Regions from separate parts of the Mus musculus genome. Here region 1 is linked to region 2. A link is a loop called in an ENCODE intact Hi-C map of the cell type or tissue named here. Cell type or tissue: heart. All regions are shown on one strand. Links, peaks and the distances in the headings refer to the core of each region. The heading gives the core; the rest is flanking DNA. Region 1 overlaps Baz2b (bromodomain adjacent to zinc finger domain, 2B). Region 2 has its middle 9.8 kb from the start of Gm39831.

Region 1 (8,597 bases), core at 418-8,417, 550 kb after region 2:
GATCCTCTAGAAGAGCAGTCATGTTCTTACTACTGAGCCACCTCCCCAGTCAGATAATGAATTTTTGGCAAAGTAAATTGAAAACCTGTAAAGGAGCAGGGAATGGGGGCACATGATGCATGGGGGCACATGCCTACCACCCCAGCATTCCAGAGGCTGAAAACAGAAGATCACAAGTTTAGACCCATCCTGGGCTACTTAGCAAAAACATTGTCTCAAGAAAGGAAAAATACTTTGAAAGATTCCAGATTTTAGGTATCACTAAGAACATCCATGATTCGTGGGAAGAATTGAAAATATCAGCATACGTGTGCAAACTCCCGAGATTTTGGGAGATATTGATTACAGCCCTCAGAGGTGACTTTATGGCTTGAGATTTCAGTGAAGGAAGCAAACACGGTGTCTAGTGAAGGTGGCAGCTGAGTTTCCATAGGATGTGGGGAACGTGACTCTAATGCTACAATACTGCCATGAAACATGATAAAGAACTGTTTGTTATGAATGAGCAAATGACAGAAAGTGAGATTAAATCTCCTCTGGGGAAAGATACTACCAAGAGTGCTAAAATGTCACGGAAGATTCAGGATATGTGACATAAACATAATAGGTAAAGCAGAGCCCGACTGAGACAACTCTAATTTTCACAGTTCTACTATGGGTAAAATGCCATCACACAGCACCAGCTGCTACAGAGAAATCTTCTGTTTCAAGCTTCATTCTCTTAGTTGAAGACGGTGCCACAGACTACCACCTTAGCCAGTCAGCATCCATTAGTTCTTGTCAGGATAAGACCCTCTAGCAGCAGAAAGACAAGGATGCCCCGAGGGCTTAGATAATGACATTTTTTAAAGAAATCAAATACTTTTAAATGTAACATAACCATTTTTTGTAAAGATAGTGCTAAAGTATAGCTAAGAGACCAGATAATAATATAAATATAGTTTACAAGCACTAGGAAACTAAAAAAAAATGTGGTTACTAGCTTTACTGCAATATTTCCTTTATTAGGGTGGTGAGGAACAAAACCCTTTGTATTAATTTTAGCTTAAATGAAAGCAGCAGTATACTTGCAAGATATCAAAACCCTAGCAAATGTTTAACTCTACTCACCTAGCGTGTGCAAAGCTCAGAGTTCCACCTCTTCAGCAGTGCAGACATCCCTCCTTTCTTCCTCCCCTTCCCCAGCTTTCTCTCTTCTATATATTTAATGTTGACAGATTATCAACACACTAAGAAAGCAAAAGGCCTAGAAACTCTCTCTACACAGGCCACTCTGCTGCACAAATATTAGCTGGGTTATTGGTAGGTACCAGATAATATTACCTCCTCTGCTGGAACTGTGAGAGGGGATAAGTACACTCTGTGCCTTCACTGGGCTAGAAAGGGTTAATCCGGGAAATGACTGACGACAGCATCAGCATACAAGACATCCCAGAGCTTTACAATAATGTTATAAAACTTCACTTGTACACAAGCCACTTTTGAAGAAAGAAAAGACTTACAATGAATGCCCTGTACCAACTTAGGTAGGTCCTTATCCTAAGGCAATGTAGACAGACAAAACTATGGATAGAATGAAATCTTCCTCTGGCTTCAGGATCTTACCCAAACATGACGCCAAAACAAATGAGCAAATGTGTTCACAAAAAAGCTAGACAACCACCAGATTTCAATTTGGTATCACATGATGGCTTTATAAAACTTAATCATTACACTCATTATAAACAGGGCTCTGACTGCTACTTTCCTATTATTTTCTGACCTAGTTTCTTGGCTAAAGACAACTCAAGGGAGAAAGGGTCTATTCAGCCGACACTTCCGAGTTACAGTTCATTACAGTCCACTTAAAAGGCAATAGAAACCAATGTATGCACATGAATGGTCAGCTTGCTCTAACCACTTACGCAGTCCAAGTCACACACACAATTCCTACAATGAGCAAGGCAAGATGTTAGACTGCAGAAAAACAAATAACACAATTCAATATGGGGTACAGAGCTAAACAAGGAATTCTCAACTGAGGAATCCCAAATGGCCAAGAAGTACCTAAAGAAATGTTCAACATCCTTAGTCATCGGGGAAATGCAAATCAAAACAACCCTGAGATTCTACCTCACACAAGTCAGAATGGCTAAGATCAAAAACTCAGGCAACAGTCCTCCATTGCTAGTGGGATTGCAAGCTAGTACAACCACTCTGGAAATCAGTCTGGCGATTCCTCAGAAAATTGGAATTGTTCTATCTAAAGACCCAGCTGCACCACTCCTGGGTATATACCCAAAAGATGCTCCACCATATCACAAGGCTATGTGCTCCACTATGTTCATAGCAGCTTTATTTATAATAGCCAGAAGCTGTAAACAACCCAGATGACCCTCAACAGAAGAATGGATACAGAAAATGTGATACATTTACACAATGGAATACTACTTTAAAAATGAGAACTTCACGAATTTTTCAGGCAGATGGAACTAGAAAATATCATCTTGAGTGAGGTAACCCAAACTCAAAAGGACATACATGCTATGTACTCACTAATAACTGGATATTAGCCCAAAAGCTCTGAATACCCACAAACCATATGAAGCTTAATAAGAAGGAAGACCAAAGTGTAGATGCTTCAGTCCCACTTAGAAGGGGGAACAAATAATTACAGGAGGCAGAGGCCTGGATAGGACGGGGAGGGGAAAGGAAAAAAGGTGGGGCAGGATCAAGTATAGAAAGAGACAAGAAAATCCAGATGGCCAGGAGAATGAATAGAAACATGTAACAGTAGAGGGAGTAGTGCAGAGATGGGGGGGGGGGGGGCTATAAAATGTACCAGAGACCTGTGAGGTAAGAGACTCTCAGGACCCAAAGGGAGGGACCTTAGATGAAATGCCCAACAGTAGAGAGATAGAACCTGTAGAGACCATCTCCAATATATAGGCATGGTCCCCAGTTGAGGGATGGAGCCATCTACCCATCTCAAAATTTTTAACCCAGAATTGTTCCTGTCTAAAGGAAATGCAGGAACAAAAATATGGAGCAGAGACTGAAGGAAAGGCCATCCAGAGTCCTCCCCACTGTCGGTTCCTTCCCATCCCCAGACACCAAACCCTGACACTATTGCTGATGCCAAGAAGTACTTGCAGACACGAGCCTGGTATAGCTGTTCTCTGAGTGGCTCTGCCAGCACCTGACTAAGACAGATGCAGATACTCACAGCCAACCATTGGACTTTTCCCCAATGGAAAAGTTAGGGGAAGAACTGAAGGAACTGAAGGGGATTGCAACCCCAGAGAAAAAACAGTACCAACTAACTGGACTCTACAGAGCTCCCAGGGACTAAACTATCAATCAAAGAGTACACATGGAGCGATCCATGGCTCCTATTACAGATGTAGCAGGCAGCCGTGGGAGGGGAGGTGCTTGGTGCTGTGGAGGCTTGATGCCCTGAGAAGGAGGATGACAGAGAGGTGAGGTGGGGGTGGGTGGATGGGTGGGGGAGCACCCTCTTAGAGGCAAAGGGGAGGAGAAAGGGGTGGGAGGTTTGTGAGGGGAAACCAGGTAGGGAACAATATTTGAAATGTAAATAAATAATGAATAAGAAAGAAAGAAAGAAAGAAAGAAAGAAAGAAAGAAAGAAAGAAAGAGAAGAGAAGAGAAGAGAAGAGAAGAGAAGAGAAGAGAAGAGAAGAGAAGAGAAGAGAAGAGAAGAGAAGAGAAGAAGGAGGGAGGGAGGGAGGGAGGGAGGGAGGGAGGGAGGAAGGAAGGAAGGAAGGAAGGAAGAAGGAGCAAGGAAGGGAGGGAGGGAGGGAGGGAGGGAGGGAGGGAGGGAGGGAGGGAGGGAGGGAGGGAGGGAGGAAAGAAGGAAGGAAGGAAGGAAGGAAGGAAGGAAGGAAGGAAGGAAGGAAGGAAGGAAGGAAGGGAGAAGGAGCAAGGAAGGGAGGGAGGGAGGGAGGGAGGGAGGGAGAAGGAGCAAGGAAGGAAGGAAGGAAGGACGGAAGCAAGGAAAACAAAGAAAGGTAGGTAGGTCAGTTGATCGTCAAGGCCGTATCTTACAGGCCTGGTATTCCATGCATCTCCTAAGTGATTTTAGAGAGTAAGTGACAGCCCTCACAATTCCACCCCTCATCAATCATAACACATCAGTTTTGAAAATGATGTGCTATGCCTTAAAAATCAGTCCCACCTGGACAATGTTGCCAAGTTCCTTCAGCTCAAGATGCAGGCTGCCTCCCAAGCCCTCGGACTACTGCTGAGCTTGGCTTGGTCTGCTGCTCCTAGGGAAACGTGTTTCTAGGCAGTTGCTTTCAAGGCTTGCTTCCTTTACACTTGGACTGGAGCCTTGCGTAAGTGGGGCTTTGCTCTCCTGACTCCTCTGTCACCGGGAAGATGACAGCAGGCATATCCACAGTGGTGTAGATCTCAACAACCACAGCTGGCTTCTCAGCACCAGCCCGGCTCTAGCAAAGTACTCCATCATCTCATAATTTAACTTCACTTAGATTGGCAGGAGCTAAGTAAATAAAGCCAGATTAGTGGCCAACATATCACAAAATAGTCCATGTCCCACTTCCTGATAGACTACTTGTTCCCCTCTGAAACCTCATAACGTAGGTCAGAGCTATCTCCATCTCCCCCATCACTCCTACCTGCTAAGCTACTGCAGAACGACCCATCAAGCCAGCACTCCTGGGTAGCTGGGATTACAGGACTAAACCTCCAGGAGGGAATGGCTTGATTTGTCTGGAAAAGGCAGTGACTGGATATGGTTTTTCTAATCTCCTAAAACTCAAACTACCAAAAATAACAGTAGAATTCAAGTAAGTAACAAGGGAAAAAAAAAAAAAAAACACACAAACAAACCCTACGACTTTTCCCAATGGTAGAGGTTTTCTTTCTAAAAACTGAAGCTATCTTAGTGTTAACAAGGTTAGCTTAAGCCATTCATAGTAACACAAAACCAGGAGTTTATGCAACACAGAAATTTAAGTCTGCCACAAGAAGAGAAGACGTGAAACGCCGGGGCCAGCCAGGTGCATCAGGACGTTTGGAGACTTCCTTTATTCCCCCCTCAGCACATGGTCTCCAGCCATGGTCCAATTACCACAGCTACATTTCAACAAGAGAGGAGGAAGCCACAGTGCCCCACCTCTTCCTGTGAGGAAGCCTTCTATTCAGCTGGACAGATCGTGTCTACCATCCCAGCTCTCAGAAGACAAACAGGACAGCTGTGAGCTGAGTCCAGGCCTTCCAATAATGAGTTCCAGGCCAGCTAGAGCGACACAGATTTCCTTGTGTCTCAAACGACAGAAACACAAGCAGGGCACACTATGTACACACCGTCACTGTTTACTCCTTATGCTTGGCTGCAAGGGAAACTGGGATGTCTCTGTCCAAGTAGAGGTATACTAGGGACATAACTCAGAGGAGCGAGAGCAGCGGACAGACAGCATGCACATGTTATTGCCAAATCTGATCAGGTTTTCCTTTTATCTGGGGACAGATGCCTAACTAACATTATAATTTATAACCTGACACTGACATTTCTAATCATAGAGACACTGTAAGATTATATTATTCTAAGTATCAATTATGAACTTAATTTCTATTTGTATAGATCTACAAATTTGAAATAACATTCATAATAAAATTACCAAGGAAAAGGGGAATTTTAATAGAAATACGAATTAAATTAATTGTTGTTGTTGTTGTTTGGAGACAGAATTTCTCTGTGTACTCTTAGCTGTTCTGGAACTAGCTCTATGGACCAGGCTGGCCTCAAACTCAAGAGATCTGCCTGCCTCTGCTTACCAAGTGCTGGGATTAATTAGGATGTGCCACCACTGCCCAGCAAATTATTTATTACTTATCTTCATATTTTTAAATGTGCTTTGGTGTTTTGCCTGCATGTATGTCTGTGTGAAGGTGTTGGATGCCCTGACACTGGAGTTACAGACAGGTGTGAGCTGCCATGTGGATGCTGGGAATTGAACCCAGGTCCTCTCCAAGAGTAGTCAGTACTCTTAACCTCTGGACCACCTCTCTGGCCGCTCTACTTAAGTTAGTTAAAGCTTGTTTATAACAGATCATTAAGTATATAGTAAAATATTAAGTAAAATTATTTAAAAATACAAGTAACTATAGTGATAGCCATCGTAATGGCATTCAATGCACACAAAATTGGATGCAAATAAAAATGTATATATTCTCTTAGAGAAAAAAAGTTGGGGGGATTTGAGAAGAGAGAGAATTATTCTAAGCCAGTGAAATAGCTCAATAGCTACAGGTGCTACACCCCCTGCATGATGATCTGAGTTCGATCCTTGGGACCCACATGTTAAAAGGAGAAAACTGACTCTTACATACTGTCCTCTGCACAACATATGCCCCCAGAGGCATGCCCCCTCAACATACGCACACAACCTCTTAATGGAAATATCCTATTATGCTTTGTATAGATGCTATGCAGAGACTTTTAATCAAGTTACAGGATAATCATAGAACAATAATATAAATTATATCAGAACAAAACAAAAATAGACACTTGATATCTTAGGCGAGTAACTGTAGATAATGTATATGAGAGTCAAAAGAAGTTAGTATGTGCTCTCATCTGTGCTAAGTGCTTTGGGAACATTATTCCTTCTTACACCCCTGAGATTGAAGTAGAATTCCTAGGGAAGAAAACCTGAATCTTCAAGTACAACTATTACATAAACCACAGAGGGAAAATATAACCATTTCTAACCCATGTCCATGCTCCTAAATTCTGTACACAATATCACCCCTCCAACTCTATCCATATTCTAAGGTCCAGGCAGAACTGTTCTCAAGTTTATTCTGGCCTAGAGGTTAGCATTCTGGTCAAATAAGATTGCCTTTCCCAAATAAAAGGATATTACATCAGTAGCTCTAATTGCATGCCTCCTTGCTAGAAATTAAAGTATCAGGAAGGCTGAGATGCATGTGACTCTGATAAACTTATGTATGTTATAGATACATATGGAGACTCAGGACATCAGACTAGCTTGTAAGGGGTGTGATGTTCAAGTGTGAGGACCTGAGTTTGATCCCCAGAACCCATATAATAAGGTGGGTGTGGTAGCCACACTTGTAATCCCAGTGCTGAGGAGATAGTGGCAGAGCCCTGGGACTCACTGCCTAGCAAGCCTAATCTAATCTAGGGGCCTCAGGTCTTGGTGACCAAGCCTGGCTCAAAAAAACCATCGTGAGGGCTGGAGAGATGGCCCAGTGGTTAAGAGCACTCACTGACTGCTCTTCCAAAGGTCCTGAGTTCAATTCCCAGCAACCACATGGTGGCTCACAACCATCTGTAATGGGATCTGATGCCTTCTTCTGGTATGTGTGAAGACAGCTACAGTGTACTCATATACATAAACTAAATAATTCTTAAAAAACAAAACAAAACACGGTGAATGGTTCCTGAGCGTTGATACCATGGTTGCCTTCTGGCTTCTACTCATGTACCCAACACACATGTACACATATAGGGGCATGCACAAATATAGATAGAAGGTGGAAATTTATGGAAACAAACATGCAAGGGCTATGATGAATTGTGAATATCGTAAAATTTGATGTGTAGGTTTTTATAGTTGAGTTCATGTCTCTTAGCAATCTATAAAGAAGCAAACCACAGTTAACACAAGTAGCAAGCGAGAAAGGTAAGACATTCTATTTAAATATTGGTACAACCCTTTCAAATAGACACAATGCATCACTTCATAGTTGACTATACCAGGGCATAAGGTTACAAAGTAGCACACAGTGACCTCATTACTTACACTGACATCAACCTAAAACCTATCCTCCTTCCTGTGTACCCTGTTCAATACACACGCTGAAATCCTCATTCAATTTTAATATAGGGGAAACTAAAGATACTAAGTAATTCAGCTACCAATATGTTTATGACTACCAACAAACACTTGCTGAGTACAGTAGAAAGTACAGGGAAAGGTTGATGTATTCAAAATCAATCCAAAATATAAGAGTCAATGATCAGTAAAATAGAACTAATAAAAGTTAAATATTACCAAACTGTTAGGGAGAGAGAATCACTTTCAATTAGGATGATTAGGGAAGCCCTCAGAGAGATGACTGAATATACACAGAGCTTTAGGAGAAGATATGCTTGCATCAGAGTAATTTTTTAAACCTTGAAAAGAAAAAAGAATATTCTATATAAAAATAATGATATAAGAATGGTATAAGATCGCCGGGTGTGGTGGCACACGCCTTTAATCCCAGCACTCGGGAGGCAGAGGCAGGCGGATTTCTGAGTTCCAGGCCAGCCTGGTCTTCAAAGTGAGGTCCAGGACAGCTAGTGCTATACAGAGAAACCCTGTCTGGAAAAACCAAAAAAAAAAAAAAAAAAAGAATATACAAAAAAAAAAAAAAGAATGGTATAAGACATATGTAATGCAGCATATGTCATTTATATGGGATACAACATTAAGTTATTATCCTTGAATGTTTTGATGTATTCAGGAGCCAATCAGGATATCCAATTAGAATATGGATCTGAACTAGTAAGAAACAGCAAGTCACTAAATATCTTCTAATATGGAAATCATTTTTACAAGACT
Region 2 (8,597 bases), core at 476-8,475:
TCTGCAAGTTCCTGTTTGCTATATAAGACAAGCTTCACAATCCTGGTCTATTAGGACAGGGGCTGAAGGATCACTGTCAGTTTGAGGCCAGCTAGTATATATGCAATAGTATAAAAGCCTGCAACGACTACATACTGAAACCCTATATCAAAAACCAAGGATAACTGACTGTGGTAATGCATGCCTTCAATCACAGCACTTGGGAGGCAGAGGCAAGTGGATATCTGAGTTCAAGGACAGCCAGGGATATACAGAGAAGCCCTGTCTTGGGGGGAAAAAAGAAAATAATGAAAAGCTTGAAGTGAAAAGGTCTCCAAACACAATACAGGTTTCAGACCTTTTAAAGGAAAATCTTACACAGATGAAGCCCCTAAGAGTCTACAAATAAAGGCAACACAGAAAAGGTATTTCTGGTCATCTTAAGCATGAAGAACTCTCCTAATCTGTGTCTGTAAATGATAATTTAATGGACAAATGAGTAAAAGCTACAACTGGCATTTGTAGAGGACGAAAAGCAAATGGCTAATGCATATTTTTATAGAGAGCCCCTCATTTTGCTGGCAAGATCAATAAAAATCAGGAATAACAGTATCTGCTGCTGGGCGGTGTCTTAGGGTTTCATGGCTGTGAAGAGACATCATGACCAAGGCAACTCTTATAAAGGTAAGCAATTAATTGGGACTGGATTACAGTTTCAGGGCTTTACTGGATTATCATCATCACAGGAAGCAGAGCAAGATGCAGGCAGACATGGTGCTGAAGAAGCCAAGAGTTCTACATCGTGGTCTGAAGGCAGCAGGAGACTGTTCCACACTGGGCAGAGCTTGAGCATAGGAGACCTCAAAGTTGTCTCCTGAGAGGCTCTGCCAGTGCCTGGCAAATACAGAAGTGGATGCTCACAGTCATCCATTGGAGGGAGCACAGGGTCCCCAATGAAGGACCTAGAGAAAGTACCCAAGGAGCTGAAGGAGTCTGCAGCCCTATAGGAGGAACAACAATATGAACTAACCAGTACCCCCAGAGCTCCCTGGGACTAAACCACCAGTCAAAGAAAACACATGGTGGGACTCCTGTCTCTAGCTGCATATGTAGCATAGGATGGCCTAGTCAGTCATCAATGGGAAGATAGGAGGAGAGGCCCTTGGTCTTGTGAAGGTTCTATGCCCCAGTATAGGGGAATGCCAGGGCCAGGAATCGAGAGTAGGTGGGTTGGGGAGTGGGGAGGGGGGGCAGGTGGGAGGGGGATAGGAGATTTTCAGTGAAGAAACTAGGAAAGGGGATAACATTTGAAATGTAAATAAAGAAAATATCTAATAAAAAATTACATTAAAAAAAAGCCTGCTCCCACAGTGACACACTTCTTCCAACAAAGCCACACCTCCCCCAATAAGGCCACACCTCCAATAGTGCCACTCCCTATGGCCAAGAATTCAGACACATGAATCTATGGGGGCCAAACCTATTCAAACCATCACACTCCCTGGCCCCCATAGGCTTATAGCCATAACATAACGCAGAATGCATTTTGTCCAACTTCCAAAGACCTCCTAGTCTATCACTGTCTCAGCAATGTTTAAAGTTCAAAGTCTCTTGTAAGATTCATGTAATCTCTTAACTGTAATCCCCTATAATATCAAAATCGAAAACAGATCACATACTCCCACCATACAATGGTGCAGGATATATACATTACCATTCCAAAACATAGGAAAGGGAGCATGGCGAGGAAATATTATACAGACCAAAGCAAGACTGAAAGCCAGCTGGACAAATCCAAACACCTGCATCTCCACGTCTGATGTCAAAGTGCTCTTCAGATGGCCAACTCCTTTCATCTTTGTTGACTGCAACACACGTCTTTCTCTTGGGCTGGTTCCGGTTAGCAGCTTTCTCAGCAGGTATCCCATGGCTCTGGCATCTCTAACGTCTTGTGGTCTTCAAGGCAGTCCAGGTTGTGTTGTGCCAGGGAAATGTTAGTGACCCCAAAAACACACACAGAAGCCGATCTGATGCATCTCACAGCAAGGTCTTTATTCTGTTTGAGCTAGCTCATCCCACCCCCCACCCCCCCCACCCCCCAATGCACCACCATCATGCAGGACAGTTTTGGGGGGTGAGCCCCGAATGTCTATCGGGGAAAGGCTTTATAGTAAACAGCAAGCAAGGAATGTGTGCAAGAATCTAATTGGAAAGCTCCTGTGGCCTTTAACACCATTGGCTGGGGCTGGGAGTCATCATAAACTTCACTTCTGGTTGCCTCTGCTTTGGTGGTTGTTAGGAAGGAGGTGGGCTTGTAACCTGGGGTGCAGGTTTGTTGGGGGAATAACCTGGAGACACTGGTCTTGTTGAGGGTGTAACCTGGAAACTCTGGTCTTTTGGGGGATTAGCCTAGAGACTGGAGCTAGGCTCAGGTTTTGTTGTGGGGGTGGGGGGGAACGGACAACTTGGAAATTAATGCTAGATACCAGCCTGTTAGTTTACCTGATTATTTGAGAATTTCACATTATGAACCCTGACCACACTCACTTCCCTGTCCTTCCAGGTCTGCCCTCCCACCCTTATGATCCCTCCCCACAAGAAAAGGAGGAGGAGGAGGAGGAGGAGGAAGAGAAGAAAGAGGAAGAGAAGGAGAAAAAAAACACAGAAATCCAATTTGTGTTGCCCATATACACATTGGAACATGGTCAAACTCCCAGTAGCCAGCCCTTTAAAGAAAACTGAGTCCTTCCCCACCCCACCCCAGCCAGGTGCCAGCAACTGTGAAGAGCTACATTTCAGCATCCTTATCCCAAGTTTGAAGAGTTCTCTTTGATGGATTCCTATCTAGGATATATTAACTTTGGGGTAGGGGTGGGTAGGGGTTGTCACAGAAGCCTTCTATGTCCTGCTTTCTCAATTGTGAGTCTACAGTCATTGCTTCCAAAGCAAAAGTAGCTTCCTTGCCCTTTACAGTCAGCGGAACAGGCATCATGGACTTCCACATGGTTTCTGGTGACAGCACAGGCTACGGACATCCACGTGGCCTCTGGTATCAAGCACATGCCACAGACCTCAGAGACCACAGGTCTCTCTGGTGGTAGTACAGACCACAGACATCGACCTGGACCTCAGCTACGGCACAGGTCACAGGCACCATCCTAGGTAGCCCTCAGTGGCTGCGCAGGCCAAGGGCATCAACACAGGCAACACAGGCACACGCATCAACCTGGCCCCTAGCAGCTGCACTGCCTCTGGACCAACTGCACTGCATCAACATGGCTTCAGGCAGCAGCACAGATCACAGACATCAGCATCGCCCTCAGTGGTAATATCAACCATGGGCGACAACAGCCCCTACGGCAGCGGGACCATGGACCCAGACAGCTCAGCCCCTCACCAACACAGACATCAACGTGGCCCCAAGTGGCTGCACAGGCCACTCACATCAACCTGGCCTCTGATGGCCACCTAACCACAGACACTCTATGACATCCTGCAGCAGCACAGACTATGGAAGTCTGCCTGGCCTCTGCAGTAGCAAGGGCCTCAGACATCCACATGAACCTCAAGCTTCAATACGGACCGAGGTCTCTCAGACACTACAGGTCAGGTGCTGGTAATGGACACCATCTCCGTTTTCTCTCCGATTTTTAAAAGGTTTTTAATAAATTAATCTTGGAACACTTGAACTACAGTGTTGTTGTTTTTTTTTAAAGCACTCATAATCACCATTCAGAAAAAAAAGAAAAAGCATACAATGGCATGCAAGAGTGATTTTGGGAAAACATAATTAAAATGTATGTGCAAAAATCTGTTCAGTGGGTGTCTGTGTGGAAACAGTCAAGGGATGTATCTATGAAATATTTAGCAGTGATTGAATAGTGCTTTGGGACAGTATGGTATCAACATTTCAAATGTTATCCCCTTTCCTGGTCTCCCTCCAAAAACCCCCTCCCTTCATTCGCTCTCCCCCCTCTTCTCCTGCTCACCAACCGGCCCACTCCCACTTCCTGGCCCCAGCATCCCCCTACACTGGGGCATAGAGCCTTCACAGGACCAAGGGTCTCTCCTCCCATTGATGACTGACTAGGCCATCCTCTGCTAGATATGCAGCTAGAGCCATGAGTCCCACCATGTGTACTCTTTGGTTGGTAGTTTAGTCCCTGGGAGCTCTGGGGGTACTGGTTGGTTCATATTGTTGTCTGCAAACCCCTTCAGCTCCTTCATTGGGGACCCTGTGCTCCGTCCAATGGAGTGACATTTTTCACTTTTGTTAAATGATTTGAAACAATATAATTTTTTGTAATTATATTTTATAAAGGGTGTTTAAGTAGTGTGACTGAAAAGGTTCCTTTGACTAAAAGGTGGGGGGAAAGAGGGTTCCATACATTTAGATAGAAGTGTGGAGACTGGAGAGTAGACAGACCATCAATAACAGATGGTCAGTTTTCTCAGAGAGACTGACCATCTTGTGAGCGAGAAGCGAGTTGGTGTCAGAGAGAGTGGGAGGCTAAAGAAAGGGAGTTCAGGGATAGCTTGTAAGAGGAAGGACAGTAATGACAGACTCCTGTAAAGTTCCCCCAGATACCACTGAACCCAGCGGCTATCTGTAAAACGACCAGCAGAGGGCACCAGCAAACTAGGGAGAGCGTTAGCCAACATGGATCTTGGTGACTGCCACCGACCAAGCTTTAAGAACCGACAGAAATACAGCTTTTTAGATAAAAATCGTCCCATTAAAGGCTCTGGCAACCGGTTAAATGCTGTTTCACATAGTGACAAACCAAATGAGAGCTGTCAGCCCGTGACTGAGGTGTCAGATTAGGGAAGTGAGAGGTGGTGCTCACTTATTTTTCTAAATAACCGCAGGGATTTGGTAGTGGTGGGTGGCGGCGGCAGCGGCGGCGGCTGTGTTGACAGGGTCTCTCCACGTATCCCAGGCTGTCCGAGAACTTGTGAGCCCGTTCCCTCAGCCTCTGAAATGCTGGATTCCAGGTGTGTGCTACCATGTCCAGCTCTTCCTTCCCTTATCCAGCCCAGAATTTTTTTTATTTTTTAACCCACTGCAGCTCGATTCAGGGGAAGCTGAGATACCGTTCAGAACAAGAGTCATTGTTTGGACGTGGGGTACAAAACAGGCCTTTATAGAAGACAAAGCAGGAGCAAGGTTTTGAAACCCCGGCTTTCGACAATAAGAGACTTTTAAGGACTCTTAAAAGGTGAAGGCCTGTTGAATTCCAGCAGCCTGCTCAGTCAGAGGCTGCAGGAGAAGGAATTCTGCAAGACACAGCAGCAGTGTTCCCTGGAGGAAAACCTGTGTGCGCTGTGTGTGGGACAGCTGAGAAGAGAAACAGGAACCAATCACAGAGAACAGTGACCAGTGCCACTCATGACCAATGCCCCCACCCAGGGGCCAATGCTCCTTCGGGGCCTGCATTCGGATAACAGCAACCGCAGTGGGTCAGTCCTACAGCAAGCACGCCTGGGCCAATCTCTTCCCTTGAGGCTCTCAGAGTTTGAGGGAGGCCTTAAGAGTTCAAATCCCCCCCCCCCCCAAAAAGAGTTTCAGAATTCCCCACAGGCCTCCGAAGAAATGGAAATAAGCTGAGAGATCGGGCCTAAAAATCCAAGCACCACCATGGGGGTGGGGAGGCAGTAACAAAGTGACCAAGGCTTACAGGGTGTCACCAGAGGCCTCAGGGGAGCCTGCAGGGCTGAAGGGGTTGAGAAAGGCTGTACTTTATACCAAACAGTGAGCACACATACCTCAGGTGGATTTAGAACACAGCTAAGCCAGTGCTGGGCTTTGCCTGGCTGGAGGAGGGGTGGGGGTGGGGTGGGGTTAGAGTGGGGGGAGGGGAGTGGGGGGTGCTAAGAGGAGATGGGGAGTGTGAAGAAGAGACTGTAGGATGCTGTAAACGAACATTTCTGAAGCTGGTGATGTAACTTCCGTGTGTGCTTGCTGACTCTCAGGAACAAAACCCTGGGCTCTGTTCCCAGCACCACATAAACTGGGTATGGTGGGACATGCCTGTAATCCTAGCACTTGGGAGGTGGAGGAAGGAGGGTCAAAAGTTCAAGGTCACCCTTGGCTTCATAGCAAGTTCAAGGACAGCCTAGAATACATGAGAAAGAAACTGGGAGTTGGGAAGATTCTAGTTACCCAAAGAACAATCCAAACCCACACATGGGGTATAGAATAGGTCGGGCACCCCAAAATAAAATAAATTAAAGCCTATCATATTCTCCCTCTTCTACCTCCCTGCCCCCACTTTTAAAAACACTGTGATACCGCACGCAGCAACAAGAAAGTGGACACCCTCACTTGCTTTCTCACTTCCTGAGGGACGAGGGCACAGAACTTCTTCTCATGTAGGGCATTTAACCTAACACTGGCTTCCTGGATAACCCGAGACACAGTGAACACTGACAGATGAAAAACAACAGAGGCTGCAGGGTTGGGAGGGAGAGCAGGATCTAAGATCTGGCACAGAGCTGGGCATGGTGTAAAAAGACTGGTTTGAGAGTCCTAGAGATGGACTCTGCGTGGTGGCCTTGCGCTATCGAGATAGAGATGCATGGCCGTATGGAACGAGGAGGGCACAATTTGTTGCTAAGGTCACACAGAATGCAGTGGTCAGAGGACGAGGTGAGGATTGGTCAGTCCGATACCGAAGTTTTGTGTGAAGTCACAGAACCTTTCAGTAGTGGGTATGCAGCATGAAGTATTCCATTTACAGATGGTCTCATAGCCTGATAGTCTTGCTTACACTGAGTTTGTGCTTCTTTCTGGAACAAGTTTGGGGACCAGCTGTGGTTCTGAGTCCTATGTTTCCTCCCTCAGGGTTGTCCAGATGCCGCCATTGCACACCACGCTGCAAGGATGAGGCGGAGTTGGGGATGGGCGTCTTCACCAAGGATTTTAGCTCTCTTAGGCGATACTCAATCAAACAACTTTCTTAGACCATCTTCAGTGAAACAGCTTGCGTGCAGATACTTTTTGGAGGGTGGAAAAGGGTTATATATAAACTTTGGTGAGTAGGGAGGAGTTTTCAGGGCAAACAAAATCACTGGCTGGAATTTAAAGAACTGTCAATGCCTCGTATGGAGAGGCATTCCAGAAATCCCAGGTGATGCCGGGCGGGTGGGTTCTTACCAGGATAGAGGAAGTTGAACTTTCAGGTTTGCCAAGGACTAGGTGACATTGCTTAAGTAGGAGATTGGGACCGGGCTCCCCAGATCAGAAGGAGAGGAGGAACTCCCACTGCAAATGAGAGTCCTCCATTTTGCATGGATCTCAGAAGAACTATCTAGGCATGGTAGAATTCGACCTTAGTAGCCAGGTCTTCTTAATGTACTAAAGTTTTGTAAAATGTGCTGGGAAACACACATTAGCCCTTTCACATCCAACTGCAGCAAAAGTAGGGGGTACCACGTGTACCCCACCATTTCCTGTAGGACATACTATAAGTAAAATTTCTTTCCAAACGTTCATCTGACGAAAGGAGACTAGCTGTGTATGGGAGGTCTTGTTTTCAGAGACGTGTGGACAGACCGGAGCTGCTGGAGAGCCTACACTGGGCTTTCTCACTTGACAGCCAGAATGAGGTTGCAGAGAAAACCTGCATTCAACACAAGTGTCTTTTTTAACTCTCCAGAGAAAATGAAGCCAGAAATGAGTTTTGTTTTGTTTTGTTTTAATTTGTTTTCATTTTCCTTATGCCAAGCTAAGTATTCCTGAGAGAAAACAGAGCTTTTCAGGGAGCTGGTCCCCCCCGCTCCACAGATCTAATTCTGAGTGATGACTGGTTTTCCTACCCAGGATCTGAGAGAATTCATGTTGACTCTTAGTTAATCTTCAGTTTTACAACCAGTTCAGCTGCTTTTTCTCTTTAACGACCTAAGTATCTGCTATAAAATTTTCCTTTCAAATAAATTGGAGGTCTGGCTTTATTCTGTCCTGAAGTTTGCAGCTAAATATTTATGTATGTTCTGCGGGAAGACAAGAGACTGTGGGGCCTGTAGTAGAACTTCTCAGGTAATATTGAAATGGCCGTCGGAGTCCCTGACCTGTGGATGCTGTGATCTGCCCCAGTGAAAGAGGTGTTGGTTATCAATTTCACCCTTTTAATTTTCTCTAGTTTTTACTTTGCTAGTCCAGTTTTTACTTTTGCAAGATCTGAGATGGCATTGGATCATGCAGGTGTTGGTAAGGTGAGAGAAACCCTTGAAAGCCTCCGGTGAATGCACCTGAAGTGGCATCTAATTTTCCACCCAAAGGGGCCACACTCACTACCTGAGAAAACCAGGAATGATGCAGAACTCCTGTCGCTCCTTTGGATTCTTTTCCTGCACGCACTCATTTCTATCATGAAGTCCTGGGCCATGGCTGCAGGTTGCTGAGAGCAGATGAAGAAAATTTCTGGGCCTCCTTCACTGTCTCCTTGGAAACTTCAAATTTAGTTTGCTGTGGCTACAACATTCCTCAGGTCGGGCGGTGGTGGCTCACGCCTTTAATCCCAGCACTTGAGAGACAGAGGCAGGCGGATTTTTGAGTTGGAGGCCAGCCTGGTCTACAGAGTGAGTTCCAGGACAGCCAGGGCTACACAGAGAAACCC

What was found. Peaks named below come from ENCODE experiments on the same cell type or tissue, not always from the same donor. Only the 100,000 strongest peaks of a DNase experiment are listed, where the experiment ranks them.
Region 1: a loop joins it to region 2, with 2.7 times the contacts of the local background. A loop is called at or near these places in 1 of 42 quality-filtered maps.

Annotation. Positions count from the first base shown.
Region 1 is chr2:60,066,842-60,075,438 of GRCm38, forward strand. All of the region lies in intron 2 of Baz2b (bromodomain adjacent to zinc finger domain, 2B), which reads right to left. Among named protein-coding and RNA genes, the nearest start is that of Gm13570, 28 kb to the right of the region's middle. In heart, for the core only: no CTCF peak of the experiment used is centred there; a DNase peak (open chromatin) is centred at 5,150; H3K27ac peaks cover 248 bases.
Region 2 is chr2:59,517,679-59,526,275 of GRCm38, forward strand. No RefSeq gene overlaps it. Among named protein-coding and RNA genes, the nearest start is that of Gm39831, 9.8 kb to the left of the region's middle. In heart, for the core only: a CTCF peak has its summit at 4,593 (motif pointing right); a DNase peak (open chromatin) is centred at 4,633; H3K4me3 peaks cover 494 bases; H3K27ac peaks cover 1,773 bases.